Regions from separate parts of the Mus musculus genome. Here region 1 is linked to region 2. The links are chromatin loops, found by intact Hi-C in ENCODE. Cell type or tissue: heart. All regions are shown on one strand. Links, peaks and the distances in the headings refer to the core of each region. The heading gives the core; the rest is flanking DNA.

The links. A loop is a pair of places that touch in the nucleus more often than their neighbours do. Peaks named below come from ENCODE experiments on the same cell type or tissue, not always from the same donor. Only the 100,000 strongest peaks of a DNase experiment are listed, where the experiment ranks them.
Region 1: it touches region 2 in a loop (7-fold over the local background); 18 of 42 quality-filtered maps call a loop at or near these places.

The regions. Positions count from the first base shown.
Region 1 is chr4:59,034,625-59,039,624 of GRCm38, forward strand. It overlaps Gng10 (guanine nucleotide binding protein (G protein), gamma 10), which reads left to right and starts at 532. Exons shown (of 3, transcript NM_025277.3): 1 at 532-694; 2 at 4,603-4,734. The coding sequence starts at 614. The coding sequence ends at 4,728. In heart, for the core only: CTCF peaks have their summits at 440 and 2,344 (motif pointing left); DNase peaks (open chromatin) are centred at 557, 1,007, 1,537 and 2,227; H3K4me3 peaks cover 1,320 bases; H3K27ac peaks cover 765 bases.
Region 2 is chr4:58,982,288-58,990,047 of GRCm38, forward strand. It overlaps Ptgr1 (prostaglandin reductase 1), which reads right to left and starts at 4,791. Exons shown (of 10, transcript NM_025968.3): 1 at 4,751-4,791; 2 at 2,457-2,572; 3 at 593-638. The coding sequence starts at 2,562. In heart, for the core only: a CTCF peak has its summit at 3,001 (motif pointing right); DNase peaks (open chromatin) are centred at 3,224, 4,394 and 4,824; H3K4me3 peaks cover 1,048 bases; H3K27ac peaks cover 856 bases.

The sequences.
Region 1 (5,000 bases), core at 1-5,000, 52 kb after region 2:
ATTCAACCGGGACGCCCGTGGTTGGATTGGGGAGGGGCCTTGAAGCTTTTTTAAAGTAATTAAACCAATGCTTTAAAGTCTTTGGGCTTTGAAGTTTAGCAAGCTCATCCATATTGCCTTTATGCACTACCCAGCTTATGCACTACCCAGTGCAGACAGATACGGTGGTGTATAAGATGGCGATATAGTTATTACATAGTAAGTGTAAAAAAAAAACAAAAGGAAACAAGAAAACTAAAAAACCTCAAGTTTTAACGTAATGGTCTCAGTTTTGTAAAACCAATGTGCACACTTAAAAAACTCGGGAGAAGACTGGAAACAATGGCCATAGATAGTGGGTGAGAGGGCTGGTGTAATTTCATTCCATATCAGACCAACGAGCAGGATATCCTTGAAGGTTTGACTAGCTCTTCGGTGAAGTCCTAGTGTCCTTCCCTTCGCAGCGCAGGCGCCACCTAGGTTTGTTCCGAGGCACCGGCGACCGGGGCCGGGCAGCTCGCGACCCCAGCGCGGGGACAGCGGGGCGGGCGCGGCGGCTACCCCGCCCCGGGGCGGCACCCCGCTCGGCGGTCGTTCCTCCCAGCCGAACCAGCCTCGCGCAGCCTTAGCCGCCATGTCTTCCGGGGCCAGCGTGAGCGCCCTGCAGCGCCTGGTGGAGCAGCTGAAGCTGGAGGCTGGCGTGGAGAGGATCAAGGTGAGCGTTCGTCCAGCCGGACCCCAGCGCCAGCCCCACGGGCGACCGAGCGGCCCGCAGGAGACCGCGGCCTGGCGGGAGTGGGAGCTACCGGGCCGGGCGCGCACCGGGGCCTCGGGTGCTCGCGAGCCGCGCGTGGATGCGGGGTGGTTTCAGGCCGAATCCCGGGTGCTTCTGGCGACACAGCCTGTCCCAGGGACCAGGTCCGATGGCTCCGTGGGCGTGTCTACAACAGGCTGGCGACACGCTGGCGACCTGGACTCTGCCCACCCGGCTGCGGGAGGATGATGCTTAGAGATGGGGAGGGAGGCCACCGAATGAACAGATGCGAGCGAGATGGATGCTGGAGAAGGATGCTCTGCCTTCCTCTGCTGCCCCATGGGGGATCCTTGAGAGTTGAGGAAGTGAGTTCCGTTTTGGATCTGTGGATTTTACAGAGGTATCCAGGAGAGATTTCGTTGTGTGGACAGACGGCCACAGAAAAAGGCCGAAAGAGGTCATTAAAATATATGAGCGTGAAATAGACAAAGAGCGGAACTTGTAGCGTGCTGCCAGGGACAGTTCAAAGGAGGAAGGTGAGTTGGATTGTCAGGAGAGGGGTGGGGAGGCTAGAGAGATGGCTCAGCTCACTGACTGCTGTTCTGGACGACTCCGGTTCAATTCCCAGCACACACCCAAGGTTGCTCACAACCGTCTGTAACGTCAGTTTCAGGGGACCCGATGTCTTCCTCTGGCTTCCTCAGGCACCAGGCATGCACAAGGTGTGCACAAACATGCAGGCAAAACACCCGCGAGATAAAATTAAAATGAAGGCCCGCAAACACAGCCAAGGATTTACTCTGTTGGCTGAATGTGTGATTGGCAGCTAGTGTGATTCCAAGTGTGTGGGTAGGTATGGACACACCATCATGCTAGTCAGTTCCCTCTGTTTTAGCCCTCGACCTGGTGCTACTCCAGGGAATAGGGAACTCGGGTGGATACGGTAAACTAATACACAAAATTATTTCAGACAACCAGGGACAAGAGGCGCGCAGTACAGAGATGTGCCAGTAAGGTGTAGGGGAAGCCCGACAGGTTAAAAATAAAAAAGTTTTAAAGAAATAACTTCCTTTTTTTCTTCGAAAATAAAAAGGGTTTTGGGTTGATAGGAAAGATTTTTTTTATTTTGTCAAGGAAAATGGAGGCAAGGTGACTGTAGAAGAAACAAGGGTTTGGGGTGACATCTTCGGGGACAGGAAAAAAGGAGATGTGTATAAAGTGCCTCTGATTACGGATTACAGCTTTTGGCGATGGCTGTCTTGTGAAACAGGAAGCTGTGTTTTCTTGTGGGACAGTGAACCAGGAGTTAGCAAAGGGCGAAGGAAGTGCTTACTGTCCACGGTGGAGCTCACCAGCCTGGGCAGTCACAGCCTTGACACCCAGATAGGAGGCCTGTACCGCTTGTGGTTCCTTTTTCCTCGCTAGTATCTGACCACCAAGGATTTTGAGGGCGAAAAACTAAAGAAGTTTGATCCAGACCGTGGATGAGCAAGAAGTATGCCAGAAAGTAAGGGTGGGGTCAGAGGCCTCGGTCTGGCTGGAAAAGGCTGAATTTTGAACCCAGACTAGAAAGAGAACGATCAAAGCCATACAGGGGGCAGCGACACCTAGTGGTCATTGTGAGTTCAGGGTAAGAGAGATTGAAGCTGTGGTCCCTTACTTTCCAAAGGGAGCAGTTGTTGGCTGGAGCTCCCAGCAGAGAACAAGGCTGTGTGAGGAGAGAAAATGGGGAACTAAAAGTAGAGTTGTTGAAAGTGTACGGTATCATTGAGCATCAGACCTGGAAGGAAAACTGAATCAAATGCCTGCTCACCCTGTGGACACGAGGGAAGAGACTCTTTTTTTTTTTTTTTTTTTTTTTTTTAAAGATTTATTTATTTATTATATGTAAGTACACTGTAGCTGTCTTCAGACACTCCAGAAGAGGGCGTCAGATCTTGTTACAGATGGTTGTGAGCCACCATGTGGTTGCTGGGATTTGAACTCTGGACCTTCGGAAGAGCAGTCGGGTGCTCTTACCCACTGAGCCATCTCACCAGCCCGGGGGAAGAGACTCTTAACTGCACTTGACAGGGCATTGTGGAGGTAACACAGACACACAGAGAGAGAGAGAGAGAGAGAGAGAGAGAGAGAGATTAACAGTTAGGTGAACGTGGGCAGCAGTCACATCCCAGAATCTAGTCAGCTTCATTTCAGGGCTCAGCCTTGGATGTTCTTGGCACACTGAGACACATACACCAGGCACAGGTTTTCTAGAGTCCCTTCCCAGGGACTGCAAAGCTTGCTGTCCTGAGGAATCCTCTGGAGTTGAGTCAGATAACCCAGGAGGGACAGACAACCCAACCTCATGGCAGGGGACAGCTTGCAGGGTTTGAGGTTTTCTCCCTCACAGAGTCTCTCCCTCGCCCCTGCTGAGGGTCCTGACCGACCTTAGTTTGTTTCTCCGAGCATCCCCCCTTTATCTTTATCACCATGACCTTTATGCTAGGCTCTGGTTGGCCTCCTTTCCCCAGGGTCCTGAGAGAGGCTCCTACTCCCCACATGTGGAGTTTACCCAGATCCCTGATACACAATCTCTGCACAGGATTGGTTCTGCATTTCTTTGAAAATCAATAATTTACATAAGATCATTAGCTCTAATTATAATTAATGTGAAAACATTAAGTTTCAATTGATGGAAAATTTGGCTTAAATGTTAGTCTGGTTATATTGTATTTTATATACTACTAATTAAAAGTTCTAGCTCTAAAAGCAAATTCCTAAGGCCTTTCAGAAACTTGGTGGCAACTGGAAACATATGGTAAGCAGCTGTAACATACATGTAATATACACGTAACGTTATTACACGTTACAAGTTTTCTGTTGCTAATAGCCAAGTACCTCAGACAGAGTAACATTTTTTTTTCTTGTTTTTTCAAGACAGAGTTTCTTTCTCTGTGTAGCCCTGGCTGTCCTGGAGCTCACTCTATAGATCAGGCTGGCCTCGAACTCAGAAATCCTCCTGCCTCTGCCTCCCAAGTGCTGGGATTAAAGGCATGCGCCACCACTGCCCAGCTCAGAGTAACATTTTTAAAAAGTTTATTTTAGCTTATGGTTCTGGAGGGTCCAAGGTCTACCCTCTTGGAGCTGGAGAGATGGCTCAGTGATTAAGAGCACTGGCTATTCCTGCTGAGGTCCTGAGTTTAATTCTCAGCACCCACACAGTGGCTCACAACAGTCTATAATATAGTCTCATAGAATCCAATGTCCTCTTCTGGGGTGCAGTTGTACATGCAGATAAAACACCCATATATAAAAAAATACATAAACAAGTTTCCACCCTTCATAGTGGAGATTAAATTCCAACATATAAGCCTTTGAAGGACAAACTCAAACCGTGGCTAAAACACAATATCCCTGTTTTATTGATGGTGATGATTAGTGTTGCTGTGTTTGTGTTTTGTCCTAGGGACTGACTCCAGGGCCTCCCTTGTGCTAGGCAAGCATTCTGTCACTGAGCCCCACCTCAGCCCCAGAGACCACAATCTTAACCAGCAAACTGTACTTTCTGAACAGCATAGAAGAGTAATTCTGTCACTTGTTTGGCACAGACTGGACAAAGCCCCAGCCTTGTTCACATGGCAAATTTAGATTATTTGTCCTGGGAACTTGAGAATGAGCCATTTCCTTACCAATTTGGTCTTAAAACTAGAATTCTAAATGGATTAAAGTTGCATTTCCTTTGTCAATGAAGTCCAAAAGTATCCTACCCTCAATCGTAGAGAGTTTAGTCTTCCATGGTGGGACTGAGTGGCTGGAGTAAGCAGACAGCCTTGGATGATGACAGTGGTGTCCCACCTCAGGCTGGCTCACACTGTGCTGTGTCTCAGGTCTCCCAGGCAGCTGCAGAGCTTCAGCAGTACTGCATACAGAATGCATGCAAGGACGCCCTGCTGCTCGGTGTTCCGGCTGGAAGCAACCCCTTCCGGGAGCCCAGGTCCTGTGCTCTACTTTGAAGACTGGTGAGTTGGGGTTCGCTGTGTCATCTTGGGGCCATAGTGTCTTCAGGGCGCTGCCCAAAGGATTTAGATGACAGAGGTTAAGAAAGACTCAGAATGCTGCCCTGCCCGATGGGTACTTCTGGGCTGTAGCTACCCTGTCTGTGATATGTTGTCGCCTTATGCACACAAGCTCTTTAGCTGAGCTGACCAGCCATATTTCCTGACCTTAATTCCCTCTGCCCCTACAGCATCCCAGAGTTGTGATCTACTCACTGGTGTTACCCACT
Region 2 (7,760 bases), core at 1-5,000:
TTTGCTAGTTAACACAGTTAAATGGTATTTTTTTAAACCAAGAGTTGAATCTTTGCCAACAAGCTATGAGGAAAAAAAAAACCCTATATGATCGATTGATTGACTGATTGATTGATTTTCTGTATTACTTACTTAAGTTAAAAAAAAAAATTGCTGAGGCACCATTGAAGGGCATTTATTCCCTTCCTGACCTTCAGTGTTTTCTGAGTCATGAGTTTGAGTCAACTCTGGACCACATAATTAAAACAAACAAACAAACAAACAAACAAACAAACAAAAATACTGGTAAATAGAAGACAAGAAGAGCTGGTTTTAGTCTTAGTAACTTCTGCTCAATGTTTGCAGTGGTAAATGGCAGGGGTTGGGGCTGGCTCCCCCCGCTCCCCCCCACATCAATTATAGAAGCAACTTCACTGTGCAGAGCTGACCTTGCCTATAGAAGATGAACAGCCATGAATCTCATCAACTGATACAGTACAGGGAGAAACAGGGAAGCCTGGTGTTTTACTCAAGGCCAGTCTTAAAACATGAGCTGCAGTGCTTCAAAACACTGACTGACACACAACCTAAGAAGCTGGGGAGGGGATAGTACCTCATGTAAGGATCCACAGAGAGGAACAGGGCTTCCAGCAGGACCTCTACAAAACAAAGCATTCCAGACATAGTTACAGACCTGGTGGCTACAATATTCTGGCATTCTGAATAAACGAGCCTACTCTTTCTGCTTAGGGGCAGAAGATACCATTCATAATTAAACCTACCGTGCTGCCAATGGACTCCAGAGCCTTGTGCATGTGAGAGAAACGCTCTTACCAAGAGCTTCACGTCCAGCTCCCCACCCGTGCTCTCTACTGACGATAAGAAGGACTTTCCATTCGGAGCAGCCCAGCTGTTGATGGTGACGATGATAATGCTACTTTTATTATTTTAGAGGGATCCATTTGTTTGCTGTTTTCAACTATTGGCCCATCCTATTTAAGGTCAAGGTGAGTAACTTACTCAAGGCCACATTAGTAACTACCTCAGGACAGTGTTCATGTAGTGTCTTAATTGGCTTTCTACTATTGTGATAAAGACCATGATCAAAACCAACTTGGAAAAGGAAGGGTTTGTGTCCCCTTACACACCCCATCACAGTCCATTATAAAGGGACATCAGGGTAGGGACTCCAGGAAGGAACCTGGAGGCAGGAGTTGAAGCAGAGGCCATAAAGGAACCCTGCTTACTGGCTTACTCTCATGACTTATTCAGTCCGCTTTCTTCTCTATACCATCACCTCTGCAGGGATGTCACTGCCTAAAGTGAGCTGAGCCCTCCTCTATGACCTGTCCTTCCAGAATGTTCTAGAGAAAATGTCTAAGACTTGCCTACAGGCAACTTGACAAAGCCATTTTCCTTAGCTGAGGTTCTTCTTCCCAGATAACTCTAGCTCCTGTCAACGTGACAGAAAAACTAACCAGGAAACATCGTGTTTTATTACCTACCTCAAGGAATACCAAAGAAGATGGGCCTTTGTTAGAGTGACTTCCAACTGTGTATTTTCTGAAACTCTGGATCCAAGTTTTGGCCACTGCACCTTAAACTTGGACAGTGACTCTGGCATGAACAGCGCCTGCATCCTGTTCTCAAAGGCTTGCTCACTGCGGCACCCCACAGACAGCCCTCATAGTCTGGTCTCTGGCAGGGCACAACTGCTCAACTCACTGTCACCATCAGACTTGCAGGGACACAGGAGACTTCCTCCTCTGTCAAAGCCATGAAGGTTAAGGTACCCAGGTATACCCAGGTATGAGCTGCATCAAAGAAACTTCCTACCTGGGGACAGGGCACATTAAAGCTTCAAAGAAAGAAAGAAAAAAAAAACTAAAAAGATTTATGTGGCAGATTGCAAAATGGACACGGATACCTCCCACCACTGTGTCCTGGCCTTCCGGTCAAGAAATCTGTGGGCTGTGAATGTAGCCCAGTGGTTACCTCAGATCATGGCGAGGAAGAGGTAGCCAAAATAGATAGATAGATAGATAGATAGATAGATAGATAGATAGATAGATAGATAGAAACAAAAAAGAAAGAAAGAAAAAGAAAAAAAGGAATTTGCCAGCCTTTAAATCTGGACAACTTACTTAGATCTATGGGATTTTTAAGAAAAGTACTATAAGTAGAAGCTTGAAAAGTTCTCAAACTTTGGAGTTTGCCAACCCCAGGCTGTTCTAGATCCACCACAGAACCACACTGCAGGGAAGGAACCCAATCTGGCCTCCCGGAACGGCAGCCTGAGCCGCAGGAAGCCTGCTATCCTTAGAATGACAATGAGACTTTTATACTAGTCAAACTGCTAACACAGAGAACTGTAAACTAATTAAAAAAAAAAAAACTATTGTCTGAAGTCAAATGGCGGGACTCTCTTTTCTGCAGCAGATGCAAACTGTTGCAGCCCCCACTAAGATCTCCCTTACCTCCATTATTTAAGGGTGGGAGCTCAGTCGTCTTCAACTCGAAGTTACCGTCCGTAGGGAAGCCTTCGAAGTGCTTCTTCAGGGTCCAGCTCTTGGCCTGCACCATCCTGGTATACCTAGAACATGGTAAACGTGGACTCAATGACCATCTTAGAGCCCCTGGGCATAGCACTGAAGCTGGGAAACATAGCCCTATTATCATTTAGCATATTATCATTCTATTACATTCATTGAGAACTTTCTGGCATTATGCTAAGCACTTCACGTGTCTGATCTCATTTTATTCCCATGATTTTCCTGTCAAGACTCAGGTGTGTAGATGCGGAAACAGGCTAAAACAAACACTCAAAGCAAAGAAAAATGTAACCTGGAAAATTCTGTCCGGGCCATGCTGGAATTTCTCTAGAACATTAAACAACTAATGGACGTGCAAAGTCCTGCAGTTCCTCACCTCTCCTGCTGTGACTCCTCAGGAAAGCCTCAAATACAGAGAACCAAAGACCACAGGTTTGTTTTGTCTTTTTCCTACAGAAGCATGGACCTCATAGCCACTAGGGGGCGCAGCGGCTCCATCTAATTTTCTCTGGTTTTGGCTCCAAGGTGGAAATCAATTATTTGGTTTCATCTTGCCTCCAGGCAAAACCAACAGACAAAGGAGCTAGTGCTTTCAAGGGTTAGAAACCCAGACCAACCCATCATCACGTGGGACCCCAGTGAATTCTTCAGATAAGCAATCAAGGCTAACCAGTTAGTTCACCCTGGACATAGGGTGGAGAGCCAATCCAAAGCCCTACCCTTCCTTCCTATTGGCTTGTAGCTGTTTGCAACGTGGGTTCTCGAAACCCAGGCTGGCCTTAGTGATCTTACAATCCGAGCTTCATGAGAACCATTATGTGGCCTGGTAATCGGAACCGAACCCTATACAAGTGATCTTAACGTCTGAGTCATCTCTCCAGCCTCCATGTCACCTGCCCTGCAAAGTAAGATTTTTTTTTAATTGACAAATTTAAACTTACCTTGATAGGACACAGTGTCTGCAATGTAGAGTGCCTAACATACCCATCGCCTTCTTTAGCTTCTATTTTCATGAGAAATAATCTGCTTGGTTTGAACTATTATTATTATTATTATATATCATTATTGTTTAAAGAGCCACACTCATGTTTCTGTACCCTTTCACAAATACTTTTAGCCCTTTTCAGCCTCTAATAACTATCATTTCACCCCATATTCATGAGTTCAACTTGTTTTTCTTTTTCTTAGATTTTTGTTTTGGTTTGGTTTAGTTTTTCTGAGACAGAGTTTTTCTGTATAGCCTTGGCTGTCCTGGAATTCACTCTGTAGACCAAGCTGGCCTCGAACTCAGAAATCCGCCTGCCTCTGCCTCCCAAGTGCTGGGACTAAAGGATGTGCCACCACTGCCCAGCTCAACTTGTTTTTCTGATTACAGCGCCCGTCTGTGTAGCCAAGGCTGGCCTTGAACTCACTATAGCAGAAGCTATCTTGGAACCTTCCATCCTCTTGCTTCTACATGCCAAGATATAACAGGCATGCTCGCTCAGGTTTAATCTAGTTTACTGTTATTACTAGTTCGTGTGTACATGATGCAGGTGTGTGGGTGAGGGCGCTTGCGTGTCACCGAGAGCCTAAAGCGACTTCAGGAGTGGGTTCCCGCCTTCCACCCGTGGTTTCAGGGATCGAACTCAAGTCATGGGACTTGTGTGATAAGCACTTTCACACGCGGAGACATCTATTTCACAGGCGGGTTTCCCTTGTGTTTTAAGAATACATAATTCCGTCTCTTTTTCCAAAAAGGCAGCGCCTGGTCCTTCTGAAGTCGCCACAGGTCTAGTAGGTCCCCCTTGCAAAGGGTCCTCTCCGTACATGGCCTGACTTGCAAGTGTAGCTTTCACTGCGCATGCGCAAATCCCCACCCCTGTCTTCTCTTTTGAATCAGTTTGGCAATCCTGCAAACTCTGTTGCCCAGGCCTTCCTGGGTGCTGGCAGTCGCGCTCCATGCACCCACAACGGAACAGGCAGCCAGACTTTGCCCTATTCCTAGTGCGGGTCTCAATCTCTTCAAGGGCGTGCAGGACCGCGAGACGACCCCGGCCTCCCTAACTTCCTAAGTGCAGAACCCAGGAGTCGCCGAGTACCGGTGGGGTGGATTGGGGGTGCCTGCCGTGCTCACTTGCTCAACCAGGCTCTAGATGCTCGGCGGGGAGAAAGAAGGGGTTGGAGGAGGGAAGAGAGAAAAGAGAGGGCTCAAATAGAGTAGTGTAGAGTCTACTTACACAAGCTCACAGAAACTCCTTCCCGGGAGACCGCTCTGAATGCTTCGCAAAGCGCCCAGGACTTGACTTATACTGGGCGGTCGGTGAGGGCGGGGCTTCTCCAGGGAGGGGCAACTTCTGGAAGCTTTGGAGCTTCTGCCCACACACAGCAGGGAAGGGACATTGGGAGGGGTGTGTGTGTGTGTTTAAATATTTTTTTTCTTTTTTGCTTAAGTTCACAATTTATGTTTGCATCAGAAGCAAAGAAAACAAGAAACTACTACACAGTTAATTCAGGAAAAATCCTACCACCTCTGGCCAGCATTAGTTAAGCCAGCTGCTGCTGCTGACTACTTCCTGTCGTGAGGCCGGTGCTAGGTTCTCTGAAACCTTAACAAAGAAGGTGTGCAGTCATGGCATCTAAAAATATATTTCGTAAAGAATAAGGTGAAATAAAATGTAGTTGTGGCAGTGGGGAGATGGAGTCTGCATTGCTTGCTTCCAGCAGCCTGGTGTCCCCAGATCAAGAATCCCGTTCAGGTTAAGTCCCAAAGACAGCTAGTTTATTAATGGTGAGGGAAAACACTTGCTTTCGATGTAAGGATGTAAGCAGAACATTTAGAAATCTATGCTCCCGGGCAATGCCTAAGTCACAGCGCTCAAAGAATATAATTTGCACCTAAGCTTAACTATGGAAGGGGGTGGGGTGCAAGCTGGTTTACTCTGTCCTAAAGACCGCCCTTCTGTAAAGGAAACGTTAGGGAGGCTTCCTGAGGACCGTTGCTCAGGCTCACGGCAGAGAGAGCACCCAGTTCATTAAAAAAAAAAAACAAAAACAAAAAAACAAAAAAACTCTTAAGTCACAAACATTCGTTGAACAATCTTGCTTGAGGTGATGGGCTCAGAACCCCCCCCCCCCCCACCACCACCACCTTCTCCTTAGGCGACCTTGACCTTTTATCTTGGAGTTTCTGATCCCCATAGGGAACCTACCCAGGTTTTTGAGCGATCAGCTTCTCTCCCTTCCTGTCCCTCTTATTTTCCATCTTTGTGTCTCACCTTAGGACCAGCCTGTGGGAGAATGGGTGCCAGATCTCAGCGACTTGTTCATTGATGGGTCACCAAGACTCAGGCTAACTTCCTAAGCCATGCCATAGTGCAAAAATGTTTTAACTCTTTAGTCGCCATCACCCCTTCTTTAGTCTCCGTCTTCTTTTCGTCTTCTTTGAATCCACGGTTTTTACTGTCACTGACTGCTTTTCATTCCTTTGCTCTGGTCATTCAGGAATACATAGAAAGGACTTTTCTGGTTTTTAACCAAATTGGAGTCCTTCTATTTCTTTGTTTACTTATGTGTTCATTTGGTTGAACCCCAGGCCTCACAGATGTCCAGTCTGTACTCTGCCACTGAGCTGTGTCCCCAGCCTCGAGGTTTTTTGGAAGGGGTGAGGGAAGTCTGATTTAATGTCACAGACATCTTCCAAATAGACAGATATAGTTTATTATTTGTTTATTCTATTGTATCGTATTATTCCCTAACTGAGGTATACAACCACTAATTCCTCAAGGCTGGAGTTGCTTCTTCTGGTGTTCTGCTCCATGACTACAATCTATAATGCACCCTTGTATGAAGAACTCCATTATTCTAACACCTTTATCTCCATAGGCATCAAGTATAGAATGTCTTTTGATTGCTAGGTTATACCCCACAATCTAAAAATCCACATTTTACGCAATTTCTCTGGTAAGGACTGAATTCTGCCCCCATTCATTCCATCCCATCCTAGCTCAGGCTATAAATATATTTGGAGAAAGGATCATTAAAAGAAAAAAATTAAATGACTTCATATGAGTGCACTATATCAGGGACTTAGGTAAGAGTCTGCTGCTGCCTCGGTTTGAGAAGGCTCTGGAGAGGGAGGGGCTTAAATACAGGTGTCAGTTAGGACTCAAATTCCTTGTGACCATGTCTTCACGGGGCCTCAGGCATGTACAGTTACCAAAGGAGCAACACCCAAGCCCTGCCTGCTCTTGTGTAACATGGACTCTGTCCAAAAGAAAGAGAGACACAGAGATAGACAGAGACACAGAGACAGAGAAATGGGAGCAAACAAAGAAATAAATAACAGAGAAACAGAGAAAAAATGAAGGTTGAAAAAAGGAACAAACAAAAGAGAAAAAAAGAAGATGAGAAGAAAGGAAAAGAACACAAAAAAACAACTACACACCACACATACACACACTCACATGTGCACACCATGCATGCACACATACACACACACAGGTGCACACACATGCACCACACATACACACAACTGGAACGTGTCAGAATAGTTACCTGTGGTAAGAAGAGTAAGAAATGGATATTTTTCCAAACACATAAATTGAGAAAAAAGGAAGAGAGAGAAACAGCTGAGCTGGGGTAATGTGCTGTAAACGCCAGTGGTTATGAAAAACTCCACCCTTTGGCCCCAAGGTCCACAGTCACACATGAGCAGTTTAGAAACCACAACACACTCTGTCTCATCTTCTTAACAGAAGACAAGGAAAGATTCCCACGGACACCATCAGACTGTTGCTTTGTTTCTCTGATAGTTGGTCCACGGGGTGACATCTGATTACAACATGTCTTTCCCATTTAGGGCAAGGACGGTTATGGCTTCCTCTATTCTCTGGCAAAAACAATTGGAGCAGCAGATGGTATGAGCACAGAGTCTGATGTGAGCACTCTCCAGTTATTCCTTCTTGCTAGGTCCAGTGGCAGACTTGTGGGCTGCCAGCCCATCACGATCTCTTCTCTCTCTTTTCTGGACCGCATGCATACCCTAGTGTTGTTAGTGCAGCAAGGAGCCCAGGCAAATGACTGTCTCACTCTTTATGGCTGGGGTTGGGTTCCAGTTCTAAACAGTATGCAGAAGCCTAATGAGGATAGAGCTTTTAAGAAAATGGCTGTTTACTGGTAAAATAAAAAGAAACATATTCAACGGGCGTGATTCTTTTTCTCTTTGTCCTTCCTGCCCGAAGTGTGGAG